Linked DNA regions of Homo sapiens: regions 2 and 3 are each linked to region 1. A link is a loop called in an ENCODE intact Hi-C map of the cell type or tissue named here. Cell type or tissue: GM12878. All regions are shown on one strand.

The links. Hi-C counts contacts between places; a loop is a spot of excess contacts. Peaks named below come from ENCODE experiments on the same cell type or tissue, not always from the same donor. Only the 100,000 strongest peaks of a DNase experiment are listed, where the experiment ranks them.
Region 2: a loop joins it to region 1, with 6 times the contacts of the local background. A loop is called at or near these places in 1 of 110 quality-filtered maps.
Region 3: it touches region 1 in a loop (2.2-fold over the local background); 1 of 110 quality-filtered maps calls a loop at or near these places.

The regions. Positions count from the first base shown.
Region 1 is chr6:164,504,700-164,509,699 of GRCh38, forward strand. It overlaps LOC107986667 (a long non-coding RNA gene), which reads left to right. Exons shown (of 3, transcript XR_001744460.3): 2 at 3,001-3,070. Among named protein-coding and RNA genes, the nearest start is that of MEAT6, 310 kb to the right of the region's middle. RefSeq lists an enhancer at 3,284-3,463. In GM12878, no CTCF peak of the experiment used is centred here; a DNase peak (open chromatin) is centred at 3,052; H3K27ac peaks cover 1,493 bases.
Region 2 is chr6:163,753,490-163,758,489 of GRCh38, forward strand. The region is part of intron 1 of LOC124901499 (a long non-coding RNA gene); the gene reads left to right. Among named protein-coding and RNA genes, the nearest start is that of QKI, 340 kb to the left of the region's middle. In GM12878, no CTCF peak of the experiment used is centred here; a DNase peak (open chromatin) is centred at 2,802.
Region 3 is chr6:164,394,189-164,399,188 of GRCh38, forward strand. No RefSeq gene overlaps it. Among named protein-coding and RNA genes, the nearest start is that of MEAT6, 430 kb to the right of the region's middle. In GM12878, no CTCF peak of the experiment used is centred here; a DNase peak (open chromatin) is centred at 2,667.

The DNA.
Region 1 (5,000 bases):
TGGCATGCTTGAATGATGGTTTTCTTGGAGACATTAGGCAGCAGGTCATTAGTGAGAGGAAGCTTTCAAAAACATGAAGTTTGGTTTTCTGCATGTTAATGCTTTGTTTATAAGACTTGTAGTTATATCTAGCTCTTGGATGTCCACACAATTCTGTGTGTCTATTTGTGATCTGCTACATGGAAACCTGGACTGGGAAGCCAGACCCAGGTTTTGAGGTAACTCTAACCAATGGAGGTGGCAATTATTTGTTCACTTATGCCACAGATATCTTACAGTACGGAGTTTATGGCAAAAACTTACTAAGGCTGAATATGCAAAGCTAAAGAAAAGACACGATTCAATGTGCTCAGACTCTCCAGTGGCATGGTTGATACTGACTGTTAACAAGCGAACAAAGGTTAGAATAGTTAGTTTTGCTAGGATGAGGGAAAAGGCAACATCTTCAAGGGAACAGACTTGAAAAACATGGGCCATCTTTTCCATTCCACATGCATAGGAAGAGATCTTTTCCATTTTTACCCTCTGTAACTCTAACCAAGCAAGGTGCCTTGTACTACACAATACGGGCATGATAAATACATATTTCTGTAATTTATATAAATTTATATTTGCCTACATATTTTTAACTTTCAAAAATGCCAAATATACCTAAGGTAAAATACAATAAATTTCTATTCTTCCTTTTCATGGTAATTTTGTTTCAAGTGGAAATACAAATGAAAGTTCAATAAATTTGGGGTTGAAACCATTTCTCTTTCCTATGAGAATGAATCACTGGGGAGAAGAGAAAAAGCCCTTTTCACACTGTGAGGCATGTCTGCAGAACAGTTCCCCTGTCATGGAACTGCCACTACCTGTCCGCATCTTTGTTTGAATAAAATGGATCTGCCGGCACGTTATGTCACTCACAGAAGACTTAACATTGTGCAAAATCTCCCCCTGAAAATAAAGAGGGCACAATATTTGAGTAATTTGTACATTGGTAGGTGAGAATTAGTAATCTTGTGAATAGCACAGTGATAACCCACTTCGGTGCTTTTAACTGATGTCATTCTTTCCTACATAACTTTCCAATTCTGGTTGTCTGAGACTTGTCTCTTCATGGGCTCTGCAGACTGATCCTCTACCATATTGTTTCCTCTGGTGTCGTCCAAGTTTCTGATTTTAGGTCAGCACTCTGCTCTCCAGAAGCCACACTCCTTGTCCTCAGTGACATAATTATCTTTATGTCCTCTGGGAAAGGAGAATATGGCCAGGAACAAGATCAGGAGACAGAAACGTGTCTGGAAAAGCCTTTGGTTTGGCTGGAAAGCTCACATAAACAGAACATCTATAACCTCAGTTAATTCTAAACCCAAATCCATTGAATAAAGGGGAAAAATCCATATTACCTGACTCATTTTTTGTTGAACTTCTTTTAAGATAATTGGCCAGTGGGCCTAATGGAGCACCTCCAACAAACATTTTCTCCACTTCCTCCCCTCCCCAGACTTGTGCTTCCTTTTGTTTTCTTTCCATTTGTTAGTCTCGTGAGGTGGTGATCACTCCTTCCCTTCCCTTCCTTTCCCTTCCCTGCCCTGCCTTGCCCTGCCCTGCCCTGCCCTCCCCTCCCCTCCACTCCCCTCCCTTTCCCCTCCCCTCTCCTTCCCTTCCCCTCCCTTCTTACATATCTTATCCAATGGTCCAATAACCTGTAGTCCCTAGCCATCCCAGCTCACTCTACCATGTAGCAACCCACATCCTTGTGGGTGTGGGTATGGGTGTGGGTGTGTGTGGAGAGTGTATATGTTTATATATATATTTTTTTCAGACGCATTGTTATTTAAGTAAGTGAAGAAAATCTGTGACATCTTTTCTACCTAAGCAAATTATAATACTTTATCAATATCTTCTTTTTACTAAAACAAACCCATATCATTTTCATAATATTAGATTGGCGCAAAAGCAATCGTGGTTTGACAAAAACCACGATTGCATTTGCACCAACCTATAATTCTATTTCAGATAAGAAAAAAGTTATTAAACTTGCTAATCTTCATCAGGATCATGTTATCTATCAGTTCATCTTTGATTGTTCAGCCAATTTCCAGGTGGAGTGTAAGGAAAACAGAAATTGATTTGGTAGAAATTTTCCTTAAACTTCTAGAAATACTTGTGGATTTCTAATTGCTCACATGTGTGGTGAGTCTGGCTACAGATTGATAAGACACTTTTGCCAATTTCACCTGTGAAAAAATATCTCATTTTTTTATAGTCAGCCTTTCTAAAGTGTCTCCAGTGTGCCACTTTTATCTGCCATTCTGGAACAGAGAATGCTCTGATTCCTCTCTCTGGTAAAACAGAAGTCCTCCTTCTTGGAGACTGAATGAATTTTAGGTGGAAGCATTTCTTTCCTCACTTGTCCCGTTTGTTCTGATGACGTGCTTCTCCATCCAGGTAACAGCCTGCCCGACGCGGATCCGGGAATACAAACAGGCTGTGCATATAGTTGGAGCCTCTCTTCACACAGCATTTCATCCTTAGGCTCAACATGTCATCAACAAGGCTTTTTAAGACCACTAATAATCACCCTTTGGGTTTTGGAAAAACCAGTACTCAGATTTTGGCTAATATGATTGTCATACATTTGCTTAATAAAGTTTCCGCCTCAGCATCTATTTTTAAGCCTGACGTAAGTTGCTGGAAGCCCAGCTGCACCCTGTCCCCTTCAGTCTAGTTAAGTTTCCTGGCCCTTACGGTGCTTTGAGATATTGTCTGCTCGTTTTTCATCCTGCTGACCCCAAACCCAACACACCCCACAGCTGCTGGCCATGGTGAAACCTAATGGTTAACATCAGAGTCCTGTGATCAAGTTCCCCACTTTGAGCGTGTTGTCTTAAAAGGACTCAAGCCACAACTCCTTTGAGAAAGCTTAAGTGATAACACCTATGGGTTTTAGTATAGCTGCAGTCTCACAGGTTCTCTCTCTCTGACTCTCTCTCTCTCCTCCCCCACCAGCTAGTTAAGCACTCTATTGCCTCTGGACTTCCTGTTGGCTGCCCATCAGCACCCCGACCTCTCCAGACCTGTAAGTAATAAATTTCTTCTGTTTCGTGCATTTTGGTTTCACTTCCTCATTGTCTCACCAGATACACACACCAGAATAAACTCCCCTGTCAGGACTCTCCTAGAAAGTGGTATCACGGCTCATGGCCATTCTCAAGAGAAAGATCTCAAGACTAAATTAGAAACCATTACAATGAAAATCACAACGATAACGAAAAGGGACTGCTTGTTTGTTACTATGAGCCAAAGAACTTCAGAGCCTCAGATTTTTCCACGTAAAAGTAACTTGAGGATCTTTTCTCATGGCTAGAGTTTGAATTTTCTCAAGTCTGCCTTTAAAACAACTGCAGTATGAGCTGCATCTCTGTTATTCTTACTGAAGTGAAATATTCACACTGCACTGGCTGGTAAGTGTTCTAGGAGCATGATGTAAATGTTCTTCCTGGAAACTACCAATCCATTTTGGCAAGACTTTAAATTATACTTGCAATCCTTTCTTCTCGCTTATTTGATAATGTATCTTTTCTCACTTTCTTCTATTCATTAATTTTTTTCTCTTCCATTATTTATCATTATGGTCTATGGCTGTTGTTTAACTCTCTAAGGCTATTTATACCACTTGCATGAATCATGCTACATAAAGTAAAATAGTACCACACCATAGATTAAGGAAACTCGCTTTCTAATATATGATTAATTGTAAGTGGCTACACTTCCCATAATAAATTAATATAAAATGTGCTCAGTCATATGTTATGGAGATATGTGATGCATAAATAATTTTTTATGCTTCACTTTAATCAGCATTTTGTACCAAGTCATATTATCATCTATAAAATGCTTTTCAATTGGTCCTAGGCAATCCAGACCACATAATACTTACTTCAAGGAAAAATAATGAATATTTTAATCTTAAATATTACATACAAATGGCAGTAAATAAAAGTTAATAGGATTTAGTTTCTTTCAAATTATTTTGATCATTTCTAGGCAAGTAATTTCTTTCATAAATCAGATCATATCTTTAATTAGGAAAAGTTGGTGTGCAATATTAAAACAAAGAGTTGGACTTAGAAATTGTAAAATATAAGCTTACGTTCCAGCTCAGCATGTCACTGTCAAAAGTCACTTCATATCTTAGAGTCTCAATGACTTGGTAAAAGGGGAATAGCACTAATGTCCACCCTGCCTCCATTGTGGGACTACTGTAAGCATCTAATACTATAGTGACCTTATGAGTGTTTTGTGCATTTTTAAAGCACCAACTACCTGCAAGGTGCAACTGTGATTTATTCCAGTATTTCAAAAAATGCATGTTCATTAATGTTTTCCTACACATACTTTCAGCACATCCATAGGAAACTCATAGTGCACTCCTCTGCATAACAGATGAACAATTAAATGCCTTTAAAATATAATTGGTAAAGGTACAAGTCTGCAGAGATTCTTTTCGGTCTACATTCCTCCCTTTCCAAGATCCCCTGTTCTCTTTCAGCAGCCAGCAAGAAGCTCTGAACACAGTATATCTTTGCCAGTTTGGTTTGATTTTTGGTGGTTTTTATAGCTTTTTGCCATCCTGCTTTTCCAAGCTACCCACGGTGCATCTGAGCAGATCCTTGAAACTGTCATGCATTGAAACCCCCTCTCTGCCTGTCAGTCTCATCTGCTTTAATCCCAGGCTACCAGCAGCTCAGTAATAAAACTGAGAAAACAAACTCACCATCTATTATTAAAAGTTTAACTCAATGATTGTTACTGCATCTATAGAAATATGTAGGCAACACTCAACCTTTCTATAGCCATATTTTTACCCTTTAAAAACTATTACAATATTCTCTCATGAAATAATGTAATTCTTTCACATTAATTAACTAAAGATGATTTCAAATAACCAGTGCATGAAGGGAAATAGCTGAGGCTCCCCAGAGTTTAGGCATCTTTGTCTGTGGATG
Region 2 (5,000 bases), 750 kb before region 1:
CTCATTTGCAAAATGAGAAAAATGATACTAACCATGTATGATGGTTGTGTAAATTTTGTGAAAGCAGTTCTACGAACAAGGCCTTGACAGCAGTGGTGAGAAATGAATAGATTGGAGCCGTTGCCTACAATGGCTGCCATGGTGTGAGTCATAGCAGACCTGCAGTAGACCTTCTAGTACCTAGAAGACAAGAAAACTTCTGTTCCTTGAATTCAGTGAAGATGCCTGACCAGACAGGAAATTGAGGCCCAAGGAATACTTCCAAAAACTTGTCTTTACAGAGTGGGATAGAAATGCATTAAGGCAAATGTGTCTGCTAGGTCAGCTGTCATGAAGAACCACAGACTGGGTGGTTGAATTAACAGCAGTTTACTGTCCCCATTCAGGAGGCTGAAGTCCAGGATCAAGGTGTCAGCAGGGCTGGTTCCTTGCAAGGCTGTGAGGCGGAATCTGTTCCAGGCCTCTCCTCTGGCTTCTGGTGGTAGCCTTGGGTGATCCTTGGCTTGTGTGCCCGTGCCCATTGCCCTCATCTCAGCCTTCATCTTCACTTGGTGTTCTCCCTGTGAGTGCTTGTGTCCAAAGTACCTTTTCTTTGAGACGGAGTCTCACTCTGTCACCCAGACTGGAGTGCAGTGGCACGATCTCGGCTCACTGCAAGCTCCACCTCCTGGGTTCATGCCATTCTTCTGCCTCAGCCTCCCTAGTAGCTGGGACTGCAGGTGCCCGCCACCACGCCTGGCTAATTTTTTGTATTTTTTTTTTTAGTAGAAATGGGGTTTCACCATATTCGCCAGGATGGTCTTGATCTCCTGACCTCATGATCCACCTAACTCGCCTCCCAAAGTGCTGGGATTACAGGCGTGAGCCACCACGCCCAGCCCAAAGTACCTTTTCTTTTTGAGACAGAGTCTTGCTCTGTCACCCAGGCTGGAGTGCAGTGGCACGATCTTGGCTCACTACAAGCCCTGCCTTGGGTTCACACCATTCTCCTGTCTCAGCCTCCAGAGTAGCTGGGACTACAGGCGCCCGCCACCACACCCGGCTAATTGTTTTGTATTTTTAGTAGAGACGGGGTTTCACTGTATTAGCCAGGATGGTCTTGATCTCCTGACCTCGTGATCTGCCCACCTCGGTCTCCCAAAGTGCTGGGATTACAGGCGTGAGCCACCGCACTTGGCCCAAAGTTCCCATTTTTATAGGGAAACCAGTAATATTGGATTAAGGTCCACTTTAAGGACCTCACCTTAACTATATTAATTGTAATAATCATAATTAATTAATTGTATCTGCAATGACTGTATTTCCATATAAGGACATACTCTGAGTTGCTGGGGGTTAGGACTTCAACATAGGAATTTTCGGGGGATACGATGCAACCCATAATAGCAAATGTTGTGAATAAAACTGTAAAAAGCACCCCTCCTTTTTCCCTAACAAATGAAGGCTTTGTCACTTGGTTTTCTGTCTTCTCTCCACCCTGGTTCTGCCGTCTTCCTGGGTGCCTTCAGCATGCGCTTGATGGCCTGTCCTCTTGGTGCCCCACATGTGGCCACTCCCCCACTTTGTCATGTGTCCCCCACCCCGCCCCACCAACTTGATGCAGTGTCATTGCCAAGATTCTTAATATGCATGTTCCTCTCTCTTGCTACACGTTTTTTTTTAACCATTCCAGCTGCCTGATCAGCTACTTCCACTAAAACCATCTCTGGCCCTCGGAACCCCCTGTTCATTCATTCTTTAACCTTTTCCTCATCCATTGGTCTCTCCTTATTTCTCTCCATATGTACCTTAGATTCCTTGGTTCCTCAACATTAGGTCTTACCAAATCATCTCCCCGTCCCTCGGCAAATTTGTCAAAACCCCAACTCTGGACGAACTCAACAATACATTTTCTCTGTACCTGTACCCAGGTATCCCAGGAGGTCAGAGAAAACCACACAATAGGGCAGATAAGAATCCTGATAAACTCATAAGATACCAGCCTTGAATGGGGGCTCCATCCTGCCGAGCAATCCTACCGTATTTCCCTGGCCAGGATGTTCTCCTGTGCTCTTAATGACTATTTTGAACTTTCTTTACTATTTTGGAAATTCTAAAGCCTCATCAATACCTGTCTTTTCAGAAGAGAACCCTGATTCTTTTCTAAGAAAATTAAAGCATTTAGACTAGAACCCTTCAACGTTCTGCTCCCAAATCAATATACCTGACTGAATACCTCATTCCTTCCTCCCAGCCTCATTCCCTCTCTTTGCACTTAGAGGAGGTGTTTGTGTTCTTGGCCAAGCCTCATCTTTCTATCTGTGTTCTGGATTGCATCTCCTCCCACTTCTGAGAGATGTCTCAATATTGATTATTCTTTCCTGCTCTAAATTTCCCCCCTCCCAGTTCATTCCTATCATCATTTCTATATGCTTGAGCTTCTACCGTATTTATAGAAGAAATGAATTTCTCTTAATCTCACATTTGTCTTTCAGTTACCACCTGATCTCTTTTTTCTTCTACACCAAATTCCTTGAAAGAAGTGTATACAATAATTAGCCGAGTATTTCTTTTTAGCTACTAAAACATGTGATTTATTCTACCCACATATAAGGGTTACATTTTCATAGCTGAGTTTTAAAAAATTGTGGTGAAATACACATAACAAAAAATTTTACCATCATAACTATTTTTGAGTAAACAGTTCAGCCGTATTAAGTGTATTCACATTACTGTGCAACTGATCTCCGGAATTCTTTTCATCTTGCAGAACTGAAACTCTATACCCATGAAGCAACAAGTTTCCCTTCCCCATTTCTCCAGCCGCTGGCAGCCACCATTCTGCTTTCTCTCTCTGATTTGACTGCTCTGGATACTTCATGTAAATGGACTCTTACAGTATTTGTCTTTTTGTGATTGGCTTATTTCACTTAGCTTAATGTCCTCAAGGCTCATCCGTGTTGTGGCATGTGTCAAAGTTTTCTTTTTTGGAGCTAATATTCCATAGTAGTGTACACACACACACACACACACACACACACACACACACACGTATATTTCTTTTCTTTTCTTTTTTTTTCTTTTTTTTTGAGATGGAGTCTCACTCTGTCGCCCAGGCTGGAGTGAAGTGCCAAGGCTCACTGCAAGCTCCACCTCCCAGGTTCACACCATTCTCCTGCCTCAGCCTCCTGAGTAGCTGGGACTACAGGCGCTCACCACCACGCCCGGCTAATTTTTTGTATTTTTAGTAGAGATGGGGTTTCACCGTCTTAGCCAGGATGGTCTTGATCTCCTAACTTTGTGATCCTTCCGCCTCAGCCTCCTAAAGTGCTGGGATTACAGCATGAACCACCGTGCCCGGCTGTATATACACTACATTTCTACATTTTGTGTATCCATTCGCTCATCAGTGATGGACACTTGGGTTGCTTCTGTCTTTTTGCTATTGTAAATAGTGCTGCTGTGAACATGGATGTACACATATCTCTTCAGGGCCCTGCTTTTAATTCATTTGGGTACACACCCAGAAGTGGGATTACTGGATTATGTGGTAATTCTATTTTTAATGTTTTAGGAAGTTCCGTACTGTTTTCATAGTAGCTATACAATTTTACATTCCCACAAACAGCACTTAAAGATTCTAATTTCTCTACATCCTTGCTAACAGTTATTATTTTGTATTTCTCTCTTTTTCCAGTAGTGGCCATTCTAATGGGATAAAGTGGTATCTCACTGTGGTTTTGATTTGCAGTTCCCTAATGATTAGTGGTATTGAGCATCTTTTCATGTGCTTGTTAGCTATTTGTATATCTTCTTTGCAGAAATATCTATTCTTTGTTCATTTTTTAATAGGGTCTTTTGTTCTATTTTGTTGAGCGTAACTAGCCCAATTTTTTCATTTCCTCTTCACTCCTCAATGCATTCAACTTTGTATCCTGCTAATATCATATTAACAAAATAGTAGGTATCTCCACATCATCATGTGTGATGGGCATTTTCAGCCTTCATTTCATACTCTCAGCATTTGACCTGGCTGATCTCTCCTTTCCTTCTCCACACTGGCTTCATTGATGGCAGCTGACTTCCCCTCATGGCCCTGCCTTCTTTTCAGGCTGCTCTTCCTGCTTGTCCTCTTCAGCAGACTTCTCCATCCTGTTCTCCTTCACAGTTTGCTCTCAGGTCTCCTTCACACTCTGCTCTTGCCTGGAGATCTCACCCTTGCTCATGGCTGTTGCCAGCTACAAGTGCCATTTGCATTCCAATGACTCCAAACTTTAAATTTGTAGATCAGCTTGCTTCTCTGAATTCCAGATGCAAATGATCTCATTGCCCATTAACATTCCCACTTGCACTTCTTAAGGACACTCTTCATGTTCAAACCTAAACCTTTGGTCTGTCTCTGAAAGCTGCTCCTCCTTGATTTCACACATCAGTAAAAGGCACTGTTACCTGCCTGGTCACCAGGACCCTCAGACTATGACCTCTTTCTCTTCCTCCTTTCGTTTCCATGTCCTGAGGATTTCAACTCTTAAATATATGGAATATCTCTTACATACATCCACTTTTATCAACTCCTGTCCGTCTGTCAGAGGCGTTTGAACCAGAGCTACTCCGTCTTGAATAGGGGCTGGGTAAAATAAGGCTGAGACCTACTGGGCTGCATTCCCAGATGGTTAAGGCATTCTTAATCATAGGATGAAATAAGGGGTCAGCACAAGATACAGGTCATGGAGACCTTACTGATAAAATAGATTGCAGTAAATGAGCTGGCCAAATCCCATCAAAACCAAGATGGCAATGATAGTGACCTCTGGTCGTCCTCACTGCTACACTCCCACCAGCGCCATGATCATTTACAAATGCCATGGCAACATTAGGAAGTTACCCTATATGGTCTAAAAAGGGAGGCATGAATAATCCACCCGTTGTTTAGAGTATCATCAAGAAATAACCATAAAAATGGGCATCCAGCAGCCCTTGGGGCTGCTTTACCTGTGGAGTAGCCATTCTTTTACTCCATT
Region 3 (5,000 bases), 110 kb before region 1:
GATACTAACAGAGCCTCTGCTAATTTCTTTTGCTTAGGATTTGCACAATGTAACTTTTTCTATCCTTTAACTTGTAACTCATGTATACCTTTCTATTTAAAGTATATTTCTTATAGAAAAATATAGTTGGATATTACTTCTATATCCAATATTACTATCTTGTCTTCTAGATGGGGCATTTAGACCTTTTGTATTAATCTAATTCTTCATGATGGTTGAGAATTGACCCGCCATCTTGCTATTCATTTTCTATTTTCTCTAAATGTAATTTATTCCTTTTGCCCTTTTTCCTGCCTTATTTTGAAATAATTAAATATATTTTATGATTCATTTTTATTTATTTTATTGGCTTATTGATAGAACTTTTTATTGCATTATTTTTCAATTGTTTATCTCTAGGGCTTATATACTTTTTTTTTTTTTTTTTTGAGACGGAGTCTCGCTCTGTCGCCCAGGCTGGAGTGCAGTCACACGATCTCGGCTCACTGCAAGCGCCGCCTCCCGGGTTCACGCCATTCTCCTGCCTCAGCCTCCCAAGTAGCTGGGACTACAGGCGCCCGCCACCACTGCTGGCTAATTTTTTGTGTTTTTAGTACAGACGGGGTTTCACCATGTTAGCCAGGATGGTCTCGATCTCCTGACCTCGTGATCTGCCCGCCTCGGCCTCCCAAAGTGCTGGGATTACAGGCGTGAGCCACCGCACCCGGCGGGGCTTATATACATTTTTAAATGATCACAGTCACATATAAAAAAAACCTCTTCACATAATTTCTAAGAAACTTCCCAATATATGGTTTCATTTCCTCCCCACTTCCTTGTTTTTGTCATACATTTGAACTCTACATATTGTAAATCCTGCAAAGCATTATTATTAATCTTTAGACATTTTTCTTTAAAAGGTATTATAAATAAAAAAAAGGTCATTCATATTTGCTCACGTTTTTCGTATTTCTGTTTCTCTTTATTTCTTTCTGTATTTCCACATTTCCATCTTATATTATCCTCTTATGGACTTCATTAAAATATTTTTTAATTTAGATATGCTGGCCACAATATCACTCATGATTTGATTTTCTGAAAAAAGAAAAAAAAAATCAAAACTCTTTGCTTTAACTTTTAGAGGATATTTTCACATGTTGTATAAATTTGTAGATTTTCAGGTTTCTCATTTGGTACTTTAAACACGTGACTCTATTCTCTTGTGATTTGCATCAGTTCTGATGACAGCCTGATGTCTTCTCATCTTTGTCTCTCTCTGTTGGTACTTTTTTGTTCTTCTTTGATCCCTGGATGCCTTCAAAATGTTTCTTCTCTTTGATTTCTAGTAGTCTGATAATGATAAATTTAGAGTTTTTCTTTAATCCTGCTAGTGGTTACTTGAGATTTTTGGATCTGTGGTTGGTTTCCTTTCATTACATTTGTCTATTTCTTGGTCACTATATCTTCAATGTTTCTTTTGTCCCACTTTCTCTTCTCCTTTTGAAATTCCAGTTACATGTATATAAGACCTTTTGACACGGCTCTTGGATTTTTGTTCCATTTTATTCCTTCTTTCTCTCTGAGTTTCAATTTGAAAAATTTCTATTGACCTGTCTTCAGCTTCCTCCATTTTCTTCCTCTAGGCACATCAATTTGGTGTCTAGCTTTCTGGCATGCCTGTCAAAGGAATTCTTTATCTCTGACATTGTCTTTTCTTTCTTAGCGTATTCAATGGACACATTTTAATCGCCCTTCTCTCAATGCTCAGCGTGCCTATTTGTTCCTAATTATTTCCCCACAGTAGACTGCTGTTGTTTGTTACTCAATGAGAGGCTTCTGGGGGGAAGTCTTTTGGGGGAGGGGGAAGGTGCCATTGTCCGGTCCATCCTTAGTCATCGTCAGGCCTTGTGCTTCTGAACTTCAGAGGTGGGGCTTTCTCGCCATCCTGCCTCCCCGACAAGGTGCCAGTCTCTGCGGCATGTCAGTGGGGGTGCTTGAGTACAAGTGTCTTTTTGTTCTTGTCTAGTGTCAGCTGAAGTCTCCTTTGTTTCAGAGCAGGGCTGTGTCCATGAGTGTGTTTTCCCCACACCTCTCCTATTAGCAGATCAACATTACATTGTGAATAACAGATGGAGACGTGCAGGTTTTCCACCCTCCCCTGAAGCTCCTGGCCTTGGCCTAAGACTAGATGGCAGCAGCATTTCCTGGCTGTCCCCAAGCAGCACATGGCATTTGCTTCCTATGAGAGAAGAGTCCACGGTGTTGACAGTTCGGTGTCTGTCTCCTGCAGTAGCTGCTCACCATCTGTGTGTCTGGGATGGCTCTGGGCTTCAGTCTTCCCCATAAGCATTCAGTGGTAGCTGCAGGCACAAAGGAGCCGGTGAATGGTTGCTGACTCCTTTAGGAGCACACTCTTCCTTTAACCATTTGCTGAAGACATTTTTCTTGCCTGGTATCATGCTTGCTGCTACCACTTCCTCTGCTGCTCCAAAAGAGGAAACAATTTATGTGCCCCTCTGCCCTCTGAGGGGCTTGTCACATATTGGAATCCAGTTCACTTGATTGCTTTGGCTCTCTGATGGGCTGAAATAGTTATAATTTTATAGTATTTCTGGCTGCTACTCATTGTTAGAGTGGGAGCAAAGTTCTACTGCAGTTTTCTACATCCAAAGTGAAACTGAAACCATGCAATCTCACTTTTAGAAGGTATAAGCACAAGAATGCCTAAATAGCACTATTCTAAGGAAACTGATTTACATTAAAAGTGATGGCTTTGACACAGTTCCACATTTTTTGTCTCTTCAGAATAAATCAGGCAAAAGAATTGTTCTCTGCGACGCACCTCAAGTTAAATTTCTTTTGAGTTGAATATGACCAACTTTTTAAAACTTCCTTTAGTTTGATTTATTACATACCTGGAATTTTTGATTTTTAAATCTGTTCTCTTAACTTCTCTACTGGTCTTCTTTCTTTTTGTCTAAATTTCAACTTTCAACCACCCATTCACATCAGTGTATTACCATATATCTTCTAATTGTGTTGAATCAAATCCTGTAGCATGTACAAATTACTGTAGATGAATGCCACAGCTTCTCATGGGAACAAACTCAAAGTAAATATAAAGAGACATAATGCATTATGTTCCCCTTAAAGCTCCTGATTGATTTTGAAAAGGTTGTGGGCATGAGATCCAATGACGATTTTCATTGTTAGTGCCATATGTTAAAAATGGTATAGAAATGTTCATTTTGGAAAGAGCACACAAAAACGAATTGGCTGGGCTCAGTGGTACACACATGTAGTCCCAGCTACTTAGGAGGCTGAGAAATTGGGAGGCTGAGATGGGAGGATTGCTTGAGCCCAGGAGTTTAAGGCCAGCCTGGGCAACACAGTGAGACCCTGTTTCTAAAAACAAAAGAAAACATTGATATTTCTATACTATAAATTAACATTTGGCAACTAAAACAAGATTAAAAAATAAAAGTTACTGCGTAACATCAAAGGGAGGAATGGAGTGAACCAATGTTGTTAGATTCAAAGGCAATATGTACATTCTGTCACATGCAATGCAAAAGATGCATGGAGTTTGTGAGGAAATGCATAATATAACAATGTATTTTCAAAATTTACTACGGGGTTTGCAATTTCTTGATAACAAGAAGCATTGGAATCTGCAACTTGCAGGGGCATTTTTTTGTGTTTTTCTTACTTTTGAAAAGGAGGTGAGAATTTTTAAAAATAAAGTGGCATCTTGTCATTATGACTCGAACTTTGTGTGTATTTAGTATTTAGTCACGCCTAAATTGATGTCAGCTAAAGGTTATTTGTAAAAACACAATTCTTGACTGTTTTTTTCATTTTGTTCCATTAGCCTACCATTAGAAACATAATTTATAAATGCATTCACTGGTACTTTTAAATAATACATGAAGATCCAACAACAGTACTTGAATTTTTAGGAGTTGAGCTATTTTTTAAGCTCTTTTTTTTCTTTTAAAAAAAAAACACTTCTGGTATAGTAAATTCTTTCTTGTTTCTTAGGTGTTTTATAAACTTGTTTACAAAAATATAGCACAGAATATTAGGAAATATCTTGGAAGTTTTATAAAAGCAATCATTTATTTTTTAAGTTTTTATTTACTTTCATTTTTTCAGGGTGTGTGGATGTGAAAACAATAAGGATATTTTTTATTAATACTATTTTTTAAAATAATGAGCACTCACATAGAAAATTATTGTGAATATTAATTTTCTTATATATTTGCATGGAAGCATTCTATTTCTGGAAATTTCCTTATTGTTTTAGATGACAAAGTACATTTTTGTGAGATACATGAATTAAAACAGTTTAGGCAATTCAACATTATGTGAGATTTCATTAAACATAAAGATCTCTGAATAATATCTCATTTGGGCCATGATGATTTATAAAAACTTAATACCATATTTGATAAATCATGTGAACTTGAATTATTAGTGACACAGCTCTTTGGATAAAGACTTGAATCATAAAGTTAACAAAAGCATGTAAACTGACACTATTGAAAAAGATATGCATTTTTTGGCTCATAATCTCAACTGTGTTTTACTTACATGTACATAAAGTGACTATCACTCTTTTCTCTACGATCAATGTATTCTCTACCCTGAGTGAGAGTTTGTATGCAAGCAAGAATGTACTAGAAAACATCCTGCTTTTGAGCACTAAGACATTTTTCTGACCTCTCTTCCTATGTTAAAGGGGATATCATTTTGAAGCAGTTTGGTTTCCTGTTTGGGTTTGTTTTATTATCATTAGCTTTGACATTACTCCTTAAAATTTATAATGTAGAAATCCTTTCCATATCAGCTATTAGTTAAGCAAATTTTCTTTCCTTGTTTTAAAAGTTTATATTGAAATGCATTTAAGTTAACAAAAATTTGCAAAAATAGTACAGTGACTTCTTATATACTATTAGCAATGTATTCCGTTTTCCGTTGCTTTGTATCCTCTCCAGTGAATTGGTTTGGCAGCTTCTTCT